Regions from separate parts of the Homo sapiens genome. Here region 2 is linked to region 1. A link is an interaction called in ENCODE POLR2A ChIA-PET data of the cell type or tissue named here. Cell type or tissue: MCF 10A. All regions are shown on one strand. Each heading gives the region's core, and the rest is flanking DNA. Links, peaks and the distances in the headings are about the cores only. Region 1 has its middle 81 kb from the start of AKAP1. Region 2 overlaps MSI2 (musashi RNA binding protein 2).

Region 1 (9,395 bases), core at 3,347-7,346:
ACATGGTCTTGGCAGTCTTGCCAAAAATCAATTGACAATAGATGTGTGGGTTTATTTCTGAACTCTCAATTCTATTTTTACCATTTATCCTTATGCTAGTATCACACTGGTTAGATTACTATAGCTTTGTAATATAGTTGTGTCCAATGTAGTTGTGTCACACCCCCACCTCCCCCAGCCCCCATTTAATTGCCCTGGCTAGAACCTCTAGTACAATGCCAAATAGAAATGGCAAGAGTGGAAGTGCTTGTCTACTTCCTGATCTTTAAGGGGAACGCCTTCAGTCTTTTGCCATTAAGTATGATGATGGTGGAGGCACTTTCATAGATGCCCTTATCAAGGTTGATGAAGGTTTCCTTCTTGTAGAGTATTTTCATTATGAAAGGGTGTTGAATTTTTTTAAGTATTTCTTCTGTGTCTATTAACATGGTCATATATTTTTTTCTTATTCTATTAATATATGAGATTTTTTTTCTTCTCGACACCAAATACATGGTATCTTTTCCAATACCACTTCTCAAGTTCTTTGACGCCAACTGCATGGCCAATAATCCAATTCAATTCTGATATGAACTATCCAAAGTTAGCCCAGACCCTAGAGGTTAAAGTCTCAGTCCCATAAGACTGCTCCCACTTCAGACACCAGCCATAAATGGAGTGACCAGGATACTCAAATTTCTTCCCCGCCGACTACAATTTTGGGAGTTCCAATCACCCCTCCCCAGGTTCAATAGTTGAATAGAATGACTCTCAGAACTCAGGAAAACACTATTTCCAGTTTGTTATAAAATATGCAACTCAGGAATAGCCAAATGGAAGACATGCATTGGGCAAGATACATGATTAAAAAACTCAGTAAATATTGATTGCATTAATGACATAAATGCCACTGCCTAACAACAGAGTATTTCTGAATATTTTAGTTGTGTATGTGTGGTTAATTGGTGGTGGTGGTGTTTCTACAGCATCTAAGGTGAATTGCCCCTAGTCATCACCGTCCTATATCTCAGTGTACCTGACTTGTCACAACCTCTTAGAAATGGCTGTCCAGGGGTTCATACAGGTGAGTCTTTCCTGGAGTCAAACCAGAGCTGACAACTATACATAAATCCTGTGACCTTGACCATTTTAACATTTGGACTAGCTAAATCAGACAATAGATCTTTACCTTCCAAATGTTCAGGCCTAAAATGTTAATGTCAACTCCTAAGTGCGTTGTGCATTAGAAAGCTACAAAGAGTTAATTCCAAGAAGCCATTCCTATTAATCTTGGTGTCTGGATAAAAACTAAATTTGGGACCTCAATTACCTGATCGCGTCCCATGTAGATTTCGCCGGCAGCAATATTGATGAGGGCAGCAATCATTTCTCCCACTTGGAAACACAATTGCAATCCCATCCTAAGCAATCTGTCCTTCAAGTGCATCTGGAAGTGGGCATTATTTTCTCTTTTGTTTTGTTGTAGAGAGAGTTTTTCAGTTCCAGAATCTTTAACCCTTTCTGCTCCATAGCACAGCCCTACTTGACTGAAGAAGAGAAATCATACCACTAACATTTCAATTCTTTTATAGTTTAGGAAGCATTTAATGTTATCCTGTCTCAGTGAATCCTGATCATTGCTCAGTAAATACGTTTGGCTATGCTCATTCATCAGAGGCGGGACCTGAGGTTTGAAGATGTTAAGTCTCCTGCCTGTGCCATCCAGTTGGTAAGGGGCAGAGAGAGAGTTGGGACTCAAGCTGTGCTAGTTTCTCTGGGTTTATAGGCTACAGAGGATGTCATTAAATAGGTCCAGGTGTTTTCAAAAGGCCACAGACACAAAAGACCAAAACTTCAGTGGCTTGTGGGGGCGATGAAGGGCAAAGTCTGATTGAAGGACTGTGAGGGAGGAGAGAGAAGGATTTTGAAGAGGGGATTGGAATGGGCACTATTGGCAGATGATACAGTGATACTGCCATCAACTGCTGAACATCCCAGCCTCTCCAGCTGTGGTTTGTGTCACTGACCTTCATTTATTTATAGTTCCCCTACACCAACCCTTGTCAATTATCTCCCTGGTGAATTATTGGTGATGTGTTTTTGATCCCAAACCACCTGGCGCATATCTGGTCATCTACCTAGACAGTGGGCATGTGGTCAGAGAGCATGAATTCCTCTGAGTAGGTCTCTACGCAAAATAAGTCATGGAAGCAAATCCTTATTTAAAAAATAGTCAAGCGGTGGTGGCAAAGGTCATGCACACTGAGAAAGATGAAGAGCCTTCTCCAAGCCATGCTCCTGTCATTAGGACCAGCTGGTAACTGGTCCTGTATGAAGAAGAGAGAGCAGTAGCTTTGTGAAGAGAGCAGCTTTATGTTACCTTCGCTCTTTCGCATTTTATCATTGAACAAAGGGAAAGAGAATGAGACCTGATGGAATTCGTCCATTCATCTATTCTTTGCATTTAATCCTGTATTCCTTCACTCAATAACTATGTATTGGCTGGGCATGGTGGCTCATGCCTCTAATCCCAGCACTTTGGGAGGCCAAGGCAGGTGGATCACCTGAGGTCAGGAGTTCGAGACCAGCCTGGCCAACATGGTGAAACCCTGTCTCTACTAAAAATACAAAAATTAGCCAGGTGTGGTGGTGTGTGCCTGTAATCCCAACTATTTGGGAGGCTGAGGCAGAAGAATCGCTTGAAGTTAGGAGGCGGAGATTGCAGTGAGCCGAGATCGCACCACTGCACTCCAGCCTGGGCAGCAGAACAAGACTCCATCTCAAAAAAACAAACAAACAACAACAACAAAAACTATGTATTAAGCATCTACTGGGGTCTGTGCTGAGCACTCAGGATGCAGCAATGAGCAAACCAGATACCATCTTTGCCTTCACGAAGCTTGGAGTCTAATAGAGAAGGAGAAATAAATAATTACAAATAAGGTAACGAGCCAGTAGGAAAGTAAACAGGACCCTTTGCTAGAGAACACTAAGAGACTTACTTGGATTCCATGGTCATAAAGATGTCTTTTTGAGGATGTGGCAGTTAAGTCCTGTTTTAAACATGAGAAGGAGCCCATTTCGAGGTAAAGAAAGTGGCTAGGGGATGAAGAGTTTTCCATGCAAAGCACATTCTAAAGCACAAAGGAACAGCACATGCAAGGGCCCTGAGGCAGCAAAGAGATTAGGGCCTTCAAAAAAAACAGAACAAACCGGCTGGGCATGGTGGCTCATGCCTGTAATCCCAGCACTGTGGGAGGCCGAGGTGGGCAGATCACCTGAGCTCAGGAGTTTAAGGCCAACCTGGCCAACATGGTGAAACCCTGTTTCTACTAAAAATATGTAAATTAGCTGGGCGTGGTGGCACATGCCTGTAGTCCCAGCTACTTGGGAGGCTGAGGCACAAGAATTGCTTGAACCTGGAAGGCGGAGGTTGCAGTGAGCCAAGATCACACCACTGCACTCTAGCCTGATCGTCAGAGCGAGACTATGTTTCCAACAACAACAAAAAAGAAACTCGTTACAGCTAATGAGTGAGGAGGAAGAAGAATGGTAGGCAGGGGCCAGACCATTGCAAGGCCTTGCTCCTTTCTCCAAAGCTGCCTACTCCCCACTAACCCATGAGACTTTGCAAGAGTGTGTCCAGTAGAAAAGGGCCAATCAATTTTTCACTCCTTCATATTCTATGTCTACTCTTCTACCATGGTCTCTTGACTTTGGGCTTGACCTTGTAACTTTGTTTTAGCCAATAGTATGTGAAGGTGGCAAGGGCTAGAAATGTGCTTATGCAGCTGGGAATATCCCTGTGTGTTTCTGCCTTTTCCCATTAAAAGAACATGCTTTGGGGAGTCCCAGGAAGATGACAGACATCTGGAGCAGACCTGGACCCAACCTGAAGCCCAGAGTCAAGCTCCGCCAAGCCCAGGTTAAGGTAGTATGCCATTGAGTTCTTTGGTTTTTACTGAGTTTGTTTTTTTCCATTGAAATTTTGGAGAGGCTTTTTACACAGCATTATTCTTCCAATAGCTGACTAATACAAGCAGGACAATGAGAACTTCTCTAAGAAATGATTGACACAGAAGGCATATGTAGTCTGGAGAATGGAAGGAAAAAAGGAACCTAAGAAAGGAGAGTAAAATGTGTCACATGACAGAAAGATGAGATTTGTTCCATGAAACCCTAAAGTAGATGTCTGAGATCCATGAGCGAATATACAGGGACACAGGTTTAGCCATACCTAGGGAAGAATTTTTTATCAACTAAAAAGTCAGGAAAATGAAATGACTTATCTCAGAGACTGTCTTTCACCACCGGCGAGCATAGAAATGATGATTAGTGCCTACTATGTGCCAAGGACTCTCATATTTTTCTTTTATTTTGTGGTAATTCTCACACACACACAAATTTTTGAGATAAGAATTATTCTACAGATAAGAGAATTGAGATTCAGAGAAGATAAGAAACTTGCAAAAATCTATATCTAGCCAGTAAATTGCAGAAGCAGGATTTGAACTGAACCTAGATCTGGCTGGTACTTAGATCCTGCTGATTTAGAAGATGGTTTCCAGGAGATCCAAGTGCTGAATGGAGAGTGATACCTAAAGCCTGGGTCCATAAGCCATCCTGTTTTGGGGATAAAGTTTTCACTTGTCTTTGGCAAGTTTTCACTACTGGGGAAAGAGGAGGAGTGGGGAGGGGAAGGGAGAAAGGTAATGAGTTTTTCATAATGCTGAATTGTTCCATTTAAATGGCTTTCTTTTATTCTGACATTCTATCTTTTCAATTATTCTTTAAAAAAAAATCCAATAATGACATTTAATGATCCAATAATGTTCCTTGTCAGTGTCCCTGGATATTTTAGAATGATATGGGATGTGAAACCTGAAAGTCTAGAAGCCACTATCTGGATGACATCCAAGGACTCTTCCAGCCTAAACTTCTGTAACTTTTCTTTCTTAACTCTAAAGGTCAAATTACAGGCTCGAGGGCCTCAGGAATCAGCCCCGGCCTGCACTTGCCTCGAGGCTGAGGGAGGACTGCAGGGTTGGCTGCCTTTTCCTGGCTGGAAAAGGGGGGGAAAGCCTCCCGGATCGTTCGCTGCATGAGAGCTGTCTGCCTTTCTCTCAGGTCACCCATTTTGCTGATTCAATGGCAATAGGTCAGCGATGTCTCATCTGTAATGGTCTTTGTCATAACGTTATGACAGAAAGGGTGTGGCTTGTCCAGGTGCCCTTTCTGAGATGAGAATGCCTGTTAAGCAGCTAAGCTGAGCTGTGTTTATGCTGATGAGCCCTCGCAGCAGAAACCTTAACCCCCACCCCTCAACAGAGTCAAAGTGGTCAAAGGTGGTAGGGTGGTGGGGAAGGGGGGGTGGGGTCAGCTCCTTAGCCACAGGTGAAGCTAACTAGCAGGGACTCCTGGAAGGCTGCAGTCCTGACTGATTTTTTTTTTTTTTTTTTTTAAAGACAGGGCCTCTGCCCAGGTTGGAGTGCAGTGGTGCAATCACAGTTTACCGCAGCCTTGATCTCGCAGGCTCAGATGATCCTCTTGTCTCAGCCTCCCGAGTAGCTGGGACTACAGGCTTGCACTACCCTGCCTGGCTAATTTTTGTACTTTGTGTAGACATGGGTTCTTGCTGTGTTGCCCAGGCTAGTCTCATGCTCCTGGGCTCAAACAATCCTCCTGCCTCAGCCTCCCAAAGTGCTGGGATTACAGGCATGAACCACTATTCCCACCTCCACCCTACCAGTTTTTTAAAACAGCTTCATTGAGATATAATTTACATATCATATAATTCACCCATTTAAAGTGTATGATTCAGTGATTTTTAGTATTAATGTATTCACAAATACACGCAACTCTCACCACAGTCAATTTTAGAACATTTTCATCACCTCAAAAAGAAACCCATACCTTTTAGCTGTCACTTCCCCTCTTGTTCATTCCATACCCTCCTGCCTCTGGCAGCCACGAGTCTAGTGTCTGTCTCTATCAATTTCCCTATTCTGGACATTTCATATAAATGGAATCATATAATATGTGGCCTTTTGTGACTGGCTTTTTTCACATAGCATGATGGTTTCAGGATTTATCTATGTTGTAGCATGTCTCAACACTTCATTCCATTTTTTTAGACTTTATTTTGTAGAACAGTTTTAGGTTCACAGCAAAAATGAGCAGAAAGTACAGAGAATTTCCTCAACCCCACACATGTATAGCCTCCCCCACTGTCAACACTGGCACCAGTGGTACATTTGTTAGAACTGGTGAAACTGTATGGATACCTTGTTATCATTTAAAGTCCGTAGTTTACATTAGGATTCACTGTTGGTGGACATTCTATAGATGCTGACAAGTGTGTAATGGCATTGGCGGGTATTCACCATTACAGTATTACACAGAATAGTTTCACTGCCCTAAAAATCCTCTCTGCTTTGCTATTCGTCCCTCCTCCGAAGTAACTGTTGATATTTTTACTGTCTCCATAGTTTTGCTTTTTCTGGAATGTCATGTAGTTAGAATCACGCAGTATGTAGGCTTTTCAGATTAGCTTCTTTCACTTAGTAGCGTGTCGATAACATTTCATTGTCTGGATATACCACAGTTTCTCTATTCACCTACTGAAGGACATCTTGGTTGCTTCCAAGTTTGGGCAGTTATCAATACGGCTGCTATACTTTATTTCTTTTCTTGGTTGAATAATATTCCATGGATATAACATTTTGTTTATCTACTTATAGTTGATGGGCATTTAGGTTGTTTCCACCTTTTGGCTATTGTGAACAGTGCTGTTATGAACAAATTGAGCCTGTTTTCAAACAAATATTGTTTTCAGTTCTTTTGGGCATATACCTAGGAGAGCAATTGCTGGGCCATATGGTAACTCTATATTTAACCATGAGATGAACTACCAAACTGTTTTGTAAAGCGAGTGTATCATTTCACATTACCACCAGCAGTATATGAAGATTCTGATTTTTCTACATCCTTGTCCAACGTTTTTATTCTAGCCATCCTAGTGGGTGTGAAGTGGTATCTCACTGTGGTTTTGTTTTGCATTTCCCTGATGACTAATGACACAGAGCATCTTTTCATATGCTTATTATCCATTTGCATATCATCCTTGGAGAAATGTCTATTCAGATCCTTTGCCCATTTTTTAATTGGGTTATTTGTCTTTTTATTATTGAGTTGTGAGAGTTTTTTTTTCTTCTATATTCTGGATACAAGTCTCTTATCAGATATATGATTTGCAAATAATGTCTCCCACCATCCACTCTTACACAGTGCTCTCCTCCCTCTTCCTGCCCCCTGCAAAGCTGGTAACACAGTAGGAGAGTTTTGATTTGTTTTTAAAAACTCATCTACTTCTGGATATATACCCTGTATTAGTCCATTCTCACACTGCTATAAAGAACTACTTGAGACTGGGTAAGTTGTAAAGAAAAGAGGTTTAATTGGCTTATAGTTCAACAGGCTGTACAGGAAGCATGGCTGGGGAGACCTCAGGAAACTTACAATCATGGCAGAAGGTGAAGGGGAAGCCAGCACATCTTCACATGGCAGCAGGAGAGAGAGAGCAAAGGGGGAAGTCCTATATACTTGTTAACCAGTTCTCAAGAGAACTCTGTCGGGAGACAGCACTAGGAGGATGGTGCTAAACCATTAGAAACCACCCCCATGATCCAATCACCTCCCACCAGGCCCCACCTCCAACACTCGGGATCACAATTCAATGTGAGACTTGGATGGGGATACAGAGCCAAACCATATCATACCCCAAAGAATTGAAAACAGAGACTCAAACATAGAAGATATCTGTATACCAATGTTCATAGCAGCATTATTCACAATAGCCAAAAGGGGAAACAACTCAAATGACCGTTAATGGATGAAAGGATAAGCAAAATGTAGTATATACATACCATGGAATATTATTCCACTTAAAAAAACAATGAGCCTGGCATGGTGGCTCATGCCTGTAATCCCAGCACTTTTGGAGGCTGAGGCAGGCAGATCACTTGAGCTCAAGAGCTTGAGACCAGCCTGGGCAACATGGTGAGACCCTGTCTCTACCAAAAATACAAAAACATAGCCAGGCATGGTGGTGTGCACCTGTGGTCCCAACTACTCAGGAGGCTGAGGTGGGAGGATCACTTGAACCCAGAGGGTGAGGCAGAGGCTGCAGTGAGCCTACATTATGCCACTGCATGCCAGCCTGGTGACAGAGTGAGACCCTGTCTCAAAAAAAATTTGACACATGCCACAACATAGGTAAACCTTGAGGACTTCATACTAAGTGAAATAAGCCAGACACAAAGGAGAAATATTGTATGATTCTACTTATATCAAGTACTTAGAGTAGTCAAATTCCTAGAGACAAAGTAGAATGGTGGTTGTCAGGGGCTGGTGAGGAGGGAAGGGAGAATGGAGAACTGTTTAATGGTTATAGAGTTTCAGTTTCAGAAGGTGGAAAAAGTTCTAGAGCTGGAGGGTGGCAATAGTCATACGTCAATGTGAATATACTGGCAGTGGTTCAGGCCTGTAATCCCAACATTTTGGGAGGCCGAAGCTGGTAGAGCACCTGAGCTCAGGAGTTTGAGACCAGCCTGGACAACATGGCAAAACCCCATATCTACTAAAAATACAAAAAATTAGCCGGGTGTGGTGGCAGGTGCCTGTAATCGCAGCTACTCGGGAGGCTGAGGCAGGAGAATCACTTGAACCCAGGAGGCAGAGGTTGCAGTGAGTGAGATTGCACCACTGCACTCCAGTCTGGGCGACAGAGCAAGACTCTGTCTCAAAACCAAAAATAAAAACAAAACAAAACCAGCTTGGCCAACATGGTTAGACTCCGTCTCTACTAAAAATAAAAAATAAAACATTAGCCGGGCAGGGTGGTACACACTTGTAATCCCAGCTACTCGGGAGGCTGAGACAGGAGAACCACTTGAACCCAGGAGGTGGAGGTTGCAGTGAACCAAGATCGTGCCACTGCACTCAAGCCTGGGTGACAGAGGGAGACTCCGTCTCAAAAAAAAAAAAAAGGTTAAAATGGTAAATCTTATGTATATTTTACCATAAGTATCAATTAACCAAATGAAAGAAAACTGAAAAGAAAAAAAAACCCAACTCACCCATGGACTCTGCCCAAGAAGCATGCCTCTCCTGCAGCTGGCTCTGGGTTGAGCCTGGGGGTTCCTCTAAAACGAATGTGGACAGCCGGGCACTGACCTGAGGGCTGCCACCTGCCAAGACTGAGAACAGGTGGTAGAAGTGATGAGAATGCGGAAAAACAAGAGAGGCACTCTGAGATGGAGGGGCCTGGGGAGGCCATGCAGATTGTTGGAACGAGATCTGGAGTCAGCTTGCCTGAATTTGACTTCTGGTTCTACTATGTGACCTCAGGCAAGTTA
Region 2 (9,395 bases), core at 2,964-6,963, 130 kb after region 1:
TGGCTGTAATCAGCACAGACCCTTGGCTCTCAGCTGAGGGTGGATCCCAGTGTCTAGATGATAGATGGTGCAGTTTGGTTTCTAATTCCTGCTTGATTTAGAGAGGTGCTGGGAGTGAGTGGTGTTACAGGGAACGGAGGCTGTGGGAAGGCTGGGAGTGTGAGCGTTTGATTACCTTCTGTGCTCTAGGCCAGGGGTCCACAACTTTGGCACTGTTGACATTTTGAGCCAGATTATTCTTTGTTGCAAGGGTGGAGGTTGGGGAAGTGGGGGTGCATTGGAGTGCATTGTATCTGTAGTAGGATGTTTAGCGGCATCCCCGGCCTCTACCCACTAGATGCCAGTAGCAATCCCTCCCTGGTTGTGACAGCTAGCAATTGCCACGTGTCTCCTGGGGGACACAGTCACCCTTAGATGAGAGTCATTGGTCTAGCACTATAGGTCACTTCTCTATAAGAAGGGGAAATATTTGTATGTTTTCTGAGGTTCTGTTCTGCATGGATTGGAACCTGGACAATGAAATATTCATGAAATTCAAGAGCAGGAAAGTGCCTGGAGAGATCACCTGGTCCAGGCCCCAGCCTCCCGCAGGTGGCTAGCCACATGCCCTGGGTTTGATTTCCACGGCTCCTGCTGGTCTTCCCTTTTGGTTAAGTGAAAGGGCAGGGAGAGGGGACGTTTCCACCCAGGCCAGCATCTCTATAGAGCTTTTTGGAGTGGGAACTTCTTTTAGCAGAATGACTCTGCACTCCTGGGCTCTTGGCAGTCCTGTGTTTGGGCCTCTAGGAGTTTGGTTGCAAGCTCCACGAGTTTGATTTGCTCTCTCATCCCTGGCACACACAAATTTGTCACTCAGAGGGACTGGCTTTTCTGCATGCACTGAATGGATTTTTATTTGAAATGAATTCATTAAAAAAAAAAAGTTTTGCTTGCCAGGACTCTGCCGTCCTCTCTTCCCTTTTATTTCTCTCTGTCGTCTGTAAGACGAGCCTGGAAGGAGCTGTCTGGTGGGATTGGTTGGCCAGGGATTTTTCTAGGCCCTGATTAAAGGTAAATTATCAGATGAAAGTTGGAGGTTGCTGCTGTGCTTGTAAAAAAGTCACTTGTGTGCCATAAAATCCATCACAGCTCCCTTGGTGAGAAGGAGGAGGCCGTGAAACACTCAGTGATGCTACTTCGGCTTCCAGTGATTTGGCTTCCCTCTGCTGCAGGAGTGCTGCCCGGCAGCCCGGTGCACCCTGCTCTTGTGAGAAGCTCGCTGAATCACGTTGGTGGGAAGCTCAGAGACAGAACTGTGTGTTGCCGGCAAGTTGCCATGAAGTAGTTTTAGATGTTGGACTTAGGAGAACCAGATGGCTTTATGGAGTAGAAGCGGAGCCCATGATGTCTTGGTGACTTTTGCCTCTCTTTTGCTTAGAACCAAAGAAGGTGGTTGTCCAGTTGGAGAGGGTGTGGGGAGTCTGGCCTTGGAGAGGCAGTATAGCCCATGGTTGACAGCATGGATGCAGGGACCAGACTGCCCAGCCAGTTATAGAGGTGGGACTGTGGGCTAGTTATTTAATCTCTCTGTGCTTCAGTTTTCTCATCTATAACATGGGGATGAGAGTAATAGTACCTACTCTGGGGTCATCTTGAGGAATTTGTGCAAGAAAAGGGCTGAGCCTATAGCCTGGCCAGGGGTAAGGAAGTCATCCTTAATTATATTATCATTGGTTACACTATTCTTTTTAATTTATTTTAGTTTTTCTTTTTAGAGACAGAGTCTCCCTCTGTTACCTAGGCTGGAGTGCAGTGGTGTGATCATAACTCACTGTACCCTCCAACTGTTGGACTCAAGCAGTCCTCCCACCTCAGCCTCCCAAGTATTGGCACTACAGGCACATGCCACCATGCCCATTTAATTTTTAAAAATTTTTTGTAGAGATGGGGTCTTGTTATGTTGCCCAGGTGGGGGTCTCTAACTCCTAGCCCCGAGTGATCCTCCTGCCTTGGCCTCTCCAAATGTTGGGATTACAAGTGTGAACTACTGTCCCTGGCCTGGTTATATTATTCTATAATAGATGGTTAGCCTGGCTCCTGAGGCTTTAGGAAAGTGCTTCTCAGACTTTACTATGCAGAAAAATCAGGTGAACCCATTCCTGGGCATGCTGAAATCGGTGTCTCAGTCTTGGGGCCCAGGACTCAGTGTTTAATATCTCAGGTGGTGATATTGCAGGGAGCCCGCATATAACCTGGTGGCTCCTTCAATGGCAGTGTTGGTCAGATTCTTAAAGAATGAAGGGCCCCCGTGTCATCACAAGGAGAAGTGTCTTCCACCTTGGATTATCTGGGAAACAGTTCTGCCCACGCTGGGGGGCCTGATTTGGGCCCTGCGTCAGTGTCCTGGGTGTAAACCTCTGCGAGATGCCCCTGGGTGTCAGGTCCTGGCTGCACCCCATCGTTAGGACTGGGGGCAGCAGCAGATGAGGGAAGACTTGTCTCCTCTGGCCCATGGAGTGTCCCTGTTTTTCAGCTCAGCCAGCATCCCATACTCAATTCTGCCGGCGAGAGCTGTGGGCCTGTTTTGCAGGTTGTGTCGTTTCAGCGGGTAACTGGTATGTGTGTGCATGCGTGCAAAAGAAAACATCAAAATGTTTGGGGAGTGTTTTAGGAAAATAGCAAGGAGCAGATTGCCAAGATTCGCTTATATGTTTCTTTTTCTTTCCTTTTCGCTGTGTACATGTGTGATCAGCATCCCGGAGTGTTCTGAAATACAGCTTTGGCTTTCTTACCCCAACTATTCTTCCGTATAGCAGAGAGGATACAATTCACCACCAATAATACCGAGCAATAAATAACCCAGAGAAGATGAATAGCCTTGTGTGGTGGTAAATTAAAGTTGATTTATTGCACATAATATATACAGGTGCTCCTAATGTAATTAAGCAGCGAGGCTTTTAATGTTGCAGAATCTGAAAGAAGACCCAAGAAAATTGGGTCTTAATAAGGCTTATTGAAATAACAGCTAAACATGCTGCTTAGTACCATTAGGGGATGCTGAAAGATGGATCGACTCTGCTGCTTTTTCTTATGTGTGGAGATGACACACCTGACCTGTTGTCAGCAGGTCCCGCACTTGAATTGTTTTCTCTACGGTAGGACTGGATTGTTTTGAGCTGTCAATATACCCTGGCCTTGTCCTGCTTGTGGCCAGAAGTTTAAGTGGCTGCCTATTGAATAGGTTTTTTTTGAGTGAAGGACGGGGGAGCTGGAACTGAAGACCCCACTGTCTACAGCCATACCACCCTGAATGTGCCCGATCTCATCTGAAGACCCCAGCCTCATTCTCCCCCGCCATTCTAACTAACCAGGCCAGGCAGGAGAGGATTTGTTCATGGAGTGAACTCACTGATTGAGCCTTTACCATGGGCAGAGTGCTGTGCTGGAGATTGGGAGTCAGGGATGGAAACAAAAGCTAGACAGTCCCCCTCCTCAGGAGGGCTAGTGGGCGAGACCTGCGTGAAAATGCAGGATCGTAGAGGAGGGGACGCATTCACCGAGAAGGTCCAGTGGATTGGGGGCTAGGGAGACCCTCGGACAGCTGCCTGGGGGAAGGGGCTAGAGAATGGGAGGGGAGGCTGGACTGGTGATTTAGGGGCAAGAGCAGGAAAAGTTCTGCATTCCGCTCAAGAGATAGAGACTTTGCCTGAAGGCAGTCTGGAATCCTGGCGGCTTAGGAGCCAGGGCATCATCACATTGATATTTTAGAGAGAAAATTCTTGGCAGTGTTATAAGTCATGGACTGGGGGAGACCAGGGAGCTAAGAGAACAGGGCCTGGACCAGAGCAGGGGGCAGAGTGAGTATGAAAGGAGGAGGGGTGAGAGGCAAACTCTCCCATGTGCCTTAGACCTGGTGACTCCAGTGGGGTTGGGGTGGCAGGGTACCTGGAGGAAGGGTGGATTTGTGAGCAGCCAGTACTTCCATCAGAACCCCTCGGGGGTGCTTGTTAGAAATGGAGGTTGGTGGGGGGTCCCTCACCTGTGGATCTCCAGTTGCTAAGGTGCCTGGACATCTGTGACTGAAACCAGGTCCCCAAAGGATGCTGAGGCCTGGAAACCTTGGTCTCACCTGGAGATGTGGCTCCACGATGCCCTTGGGAGCGAGCGAGTCATTTCACAAAGTGTTAGGAGGGAAAGGAGCCTTTCTGGGGCCAGCACGGTTGGAAGAGTTCACAGCCTTTCTGTGAGTTGCTTTAGGGGCCTAAGACTTTGGTTGCTGAAGGAAGTATAAATGTACAGTGACCCTCCAAGAGCCTCCCTCTCACAGGTATGCCCCACTTTAAGAAAACCCGCTAGACGAAAACCCTGACTTTTGGAGTAAGATTTGTCAAGGAGAGAGAGTTCTTCCCAGTACCAAAGGTTTCAGAAAAAGACCCGTTTAAGTAGTAAGCTGACCTTCTGAACCAATAAATAAGACAGTGGTTTCTTTCTTTTGTAGAGGTCACCTGTTGTAAATCTGAGAACATTTGAAGAATTTACTGCATTGGCTCATTAAGGTTAAAAAAAAAAAAAGTCAGTCGACTTGGTCAGCATTACCCAGTGCCCATGGTTTTCAGAGCCACCCCTGGGTGAACTGAGAATGGTGTTTGCTCCAGAGCCTGGGGCCACAGGGGAGGCTGGGGAGAGACTCAGGGCCCTACTGTTGGAATGGCCTTCACATGACTTGTCCTGCTTCCGGCTTGGAGTATGAAACCACCAAGAGGTATGTACAGCTCGCATTCCAGCATGGGAGGCGGGGAGGCTCCTGGACCCACGGGGCTGTCAGGTTGAGGCCTGCTCTGAACGCCTGAGCACTGCGATCCTGATGTGGAGAGCTTCCTTCCACCTCCGCCTCCTCCTCACGCTGCAACAGCGCTTGGCTGTACCTTGCCATTACTTGATTATTTGCAGAATTAGAAAAGGCTCAAGTATCTGATCATAATTTTTTCCTGGATATATAGCACATCCTCTGAATATGTAATCAGTGCTTTATTGTTTTTTTGTTTTTTTTTTTGTTTTTTTTTGTTTTTTTTGAGATGGAGTTTTGCTCTTGTTGCCCAGGCTGGAGTGCAATGGCGCAATCTCGGCTCACTGCAACCTCCGCCTCCTGGGTTCAAGCGATTCTCCTGCCTCAGCTTCCCGAGTAGCTGGGGTTACAGGCATGCGCCACCACACCCGGCTAATTTTGTATTTTTAGTAGAGATGGGGTTTCTCCATGTTGGTCAGGCTGGTCTCGAACTCCTGACCTCAGGTGATCTGCCCGCCTCAGCCTCCCAAAATGCTGGAATTACAGGCATGAGCCACTGTGCCCAGCCTGTTTTTTTTTTTTTTTAAAGGAATATGGGCTGTTAGATGTTGTAAATGGATAGGCAATGCATGTTCACTTTTTCTGAGGCTTGTTCAGGGAAACTGAAAAAAGTTCCTCTGTCACCTTGTGTGCATCTCTGTGGTACTGTCTCTCCAGGGTAGTGTGGGATTTAGAGGAGAGGGGCTGGAGGGGACCCTGCAGATGTCCCTATGTTCTGGAGGCGGACTTGTTTATTTTTGACAGAATGAATCTTGGACATGGGAGGATCTGGCTCTGACCAGCCACAAATTGGATATTTGTTTGACCTTTTTATTCCAGTGAGTGGGAAGAGATCCGGTACCTCCTTTATCATAAATCTTGCCTTGTTGTTTGCTCCAGTATAGCACTTCATCTGGGTGCTGTTTGAGCATCTGGCTTTCATTTTTAAGTGCCGGCAGGTGCAGGGGCAGGCATATCTCAGGGGGCCGTGGCAGATGAACGAGATGTGGCAAAAGCTGGCGTGGCACTGTTGGGGGTGAGTTTCACGGGAGAAAAAGGAGTTGAGCTTATTCTTGGGCAACTCTTTGCCTTCCTGCTAATGTTTCCAAGTATACCATGCAAGAATCAACTCCAAGGGGCTAGCTGAAGCTGGGGAAGGTGAAGAAGTGAGTCTGAGTTGTCTAGAACTTGATTGGTAACATCTCAGGGTACTGCCAGCTGCTGGACCAATGTGGTTCTCCTCCTTCCCTGCCTCTCACCCCTTCAAGATGAGTTGTCTTGTCTCTGACCCATCCTACAACAGCCACAAGTCAGTCGATCCTGTGTTTGTGCTCCCGAAGGACTTGGCGACTTGGCTAACAAGGAGACATTTGTTATTTCATTTCCTCATCCATTATTCATGCAGTGAGAGGTAATTAGCATTTAGTAATGTGGTTTCTGGGGTAGGTGAGTTGGGTTCATTCATTGAGCAAACATTTCTTGATCCCCTGCTCTGGGTTGGGTGCAGGCCAGGGGGCTAGGGTTACAGAGATGAGGGAAGGGCCTAGTTTGCCTTTGAGTGTGTGTCTGTTTGGGGAGGCAGGTGATCAGCGGGCGAAGGATGCTAAAGGTGTTTCAGGACCACCGAGCAGAGAGTCGTTTCTGGGGAGAGCCAGGGAAGGCTTCATAGAGGAAGTGGCATTTGGCTTGGGCCTTGAAGAGTGAACAGGAAAGAATTGGGATGGGGGGAATGTGCCCACCCTCCAGTGCAAACTGGGTCCTGGGGTTTAGCTTCTGATGATGGATGGTCATGGTCATGTGTCTTTCTGTGCAGCGCTGCCCACTTCTTTCCCCAAGCCTCTGTCACTCAGGAGAATTAATACGCCTCCTGCCCAGCATCTGGTGGCCCTGCCGCCCTGCTTGCTTAGGGAGATGGCTGACAGTTGGCAAGGAGGGGAGCTAGAAGGGTGCTGGTGAGTCATCAGGCTCCCCATGGCTAAAAAGAGAGCATACTTCAAAGCCCAGAGCATATCAAAGATGGGTTGTGTCACACCCACTGAGCATTTTACACAAATAAGAACTCAGTTTCTGACTCTGCAGCAAAAAGTTGGTCAGTTTTTGGGGGATTATTATTATTATTATTTTTTATACAGGTGCGGTAGGTTGAGAAATATTATTCATGGAAATAGGCTAAGTTGAAATAGGCTCTATCTGTTAAGGAATAGACTTATTAAGGTGGTGGGTGTGCCCTGTGTCTCTCTTCTTTAAACTCCGTTTTTCTTTGTTCTAGCCAATGTTTTATTGCTGATATGAATCACTGAGGGGCTTGGAGGGAGAAAGGAAAGGGTTTCTGTATAAACAGCTGTCTTGCTGATTCAATCTACAAAGTGGATTTTATAGCTAAAGTATTTGTTCTTGCTTTAAAATGCCAAAACAGCACCGTCATTTCCTCAGCGAAAAGAAGGGTCTTTGAGAATATGGGGCTTTCTGCTCCCGTCACAAATCTTTGCTTGGGGGAGAGGAGGAAGGAATTCCATAGAACTTTTCTTTGAACTGGTCTTTCTAAAAGAATCTCATGCTCAGAGGAGAAGAATTTTCTTTACAAAGTTTGAGTTACCAGTTCACGCAGCCTTCCTTTTTTTTTTTTTTTTTTTTTTTTTTTTTTTTTTGCCTTACTACATGTTCTGGTTTAAAAAACAATAATAATCCTCTCTGGTCATCACAGCTGACTACCTGCTTAATGTTTGCATATAGATATTTCATTTTCTTTTTTTATGCAAGATTTCATCGTTGCATTATCTGAGATAGTTGGTTGCCCTGAGATTATTAATAAATTGAGACAGTTAATGGTGTGTGACTCAGAACATACATTTAAAAACAAGTTGGAATAGAAATAGGTCTTTTACAAAATTAATTTTTTGTTAGGCTCCTCTCTTGAGCCTTTTTGTTTGAAGCCGGCTGGCTTTGTAGTGTTCATATATGGCCGACTGCAATTAACATAAATTACTTTTAAATACCAGTTAGTTGCTGTGGAGAGAGGCCAGGGTGGTGGCTGCTTATGGAAGGTTAAGAGGCTTGGTCATTGTCTGGGTTTTTATCTCACTGTGGATCAAATTCTGTTCCCTTTGGAGGCCAGAAGATCGTGTCAAAGATTGCTTTCTTTGACGATAGGGAGAAGGATTAAGTCTTTGCCCAGAGTACCAGTACTTACCAAGGAAGAATAAATAATCATAAAATGTTTACATATTTAAAAACAAATAATATTAAAATGCAACATGTATCCTGGATTGGATCCTTGAACAGAAAAAAGACATCAGTAAAAAAATTGATGAAATCCAAATAAAACATGTAGTTTAGTTAATAGTATTGAATATTGAATCAGTGTTAATTTCTTAGTTTGATCAATGCATCGTGGTTATGTAAGAGATGAACATTAGGAAAAGCTGAATGAGGGGTATGGGGAACTCTAAGCTATTTTTGCATTTCTTCTGTCATTCAAAAATTATTTTGAAATATTAAGGCTTTTTTGTTTTTTGAGATGGAGTCTCACTCTGTCGCCCAGGCTGGAGTGCAGTGGCGCGATCTCTGCTCACTGCAAGCTCTGCCTCCTGGGTTTACGCCATTCTCCTGCCTCAGCCTCCTGGGTAGCTGGGACTACAGGCCCGCGCCACCACACCTGGCTAATTTTTGTATTTTTAGTAGAGATGGGGTTTCACCATCTTGGCCAGGCTGGTCTTGAACTCCTGACCTTGTGATCCACCCGCCTTGGCCTCCCAAAGTGCTAGGATTACAGGTGTGAGCCACCACCATGCTGGGCCCAGTTTTTTTTTGTTTTTTTTTTTTTTAAGTATATTTGTAATATTGCTTTTGGCTTGGTTGAGATTATACAGGCACACCTTGGAGATATTGCAGATTCAGTTCCAGACCATTGCAATAAAGTGAATATTGCAGTAAAGCTAGTCAGATGATTTTTTGTGTGTCTTAGTGCATATAAATGTTATGTTTACACTATACTGTAGTCAATATTAAGTGTGCAATACATTATGCCTAAAAAACAATGTGCATGCCTCAATTAAAAAATACATTTGATAAAAAAAAATTGACAAAAATCTGAGCCTTTAGCAAGTCATAGTCTTTTTGCTGGTGGAGGGTCTTGCCTCAATGTTGATGGCTGCTGACTGATCAGGGTGGTGGTTGCAGAAGGTTGGGGTGGTTGTGGCAATTTCTTTAAAATAAGACAATGATGAAGTTTGCTACATTGATTGACTCTTCCTTTCACGAAATATTTCTCTGTAGCATGCAATGCTGTTTGATAGCATTTTACCCACAGTAGAACTTCTTTCAAGATTGCAGTCAGTCCTCTCAAACCCTGCAGCTGCTTTTTCACCTACTTTTAGGTAATATTATTAATCCTTTGTTACCTTCCCAACAACGTGCACATCTTCACCAGGAGTAGATTCCGTCTGAAGAAATTACTTTCTTTGCTCATCCATAAGAAGCAACTCCTCATCATTCAAGTTTTATCATGAGATTGCCGCAATTCAGTCACATCTTAGGCTCTGCTTACAGTTCCCTTGCTCTTTCCACCACATCTGCAGTTATTTCCTGCACT

The links. ChIA-PET counts read pairs that join two places held together with the same protein. Peaks named below come from ENCODE experiments on the same cell type or tissue, not always from the same donor. Only the 100,000 strongest peaks of a DNase experiment are listed, where the experiment ranks them.
Region 2: POLR2A ChIA-PET joins it to region 1 with 7 read pairs; 1 of 35 experiments calls an interaction of 5 or more read pairs at or near these places.

What each region holds. Positions count from the first base shown.
Region 1 is chr17:57,161,856-57,171,250 of GRCh38, forward strand. No RefSeq gene overlaps it. Among named protein-coding and RNA genes, the nearest start is that of AKAP1, 81 kb to the left of the region's middle. In MCF 10A, for the core only: no CTCF peak of the experiment used is centred there; a DNase peak (open chromatin) is centred at 5,016.
Region 2 is chr17:57,288,575-57,297,969 of GRCh38, forward strand. The region is part of intron 5 of MSI2 (musashi RNA binding protein 2); the gene reads left to right. Among named protein-coding and RNA genes, the nearest start is that of MSI2, 37 kb to the left of the region's middle. RefSeq lists a silencer at 60-235. In MCF 10A, for the core only: no CTCF peak of the experiment used is centred there; a DNase peak (open chromatin) is centred at 4,757.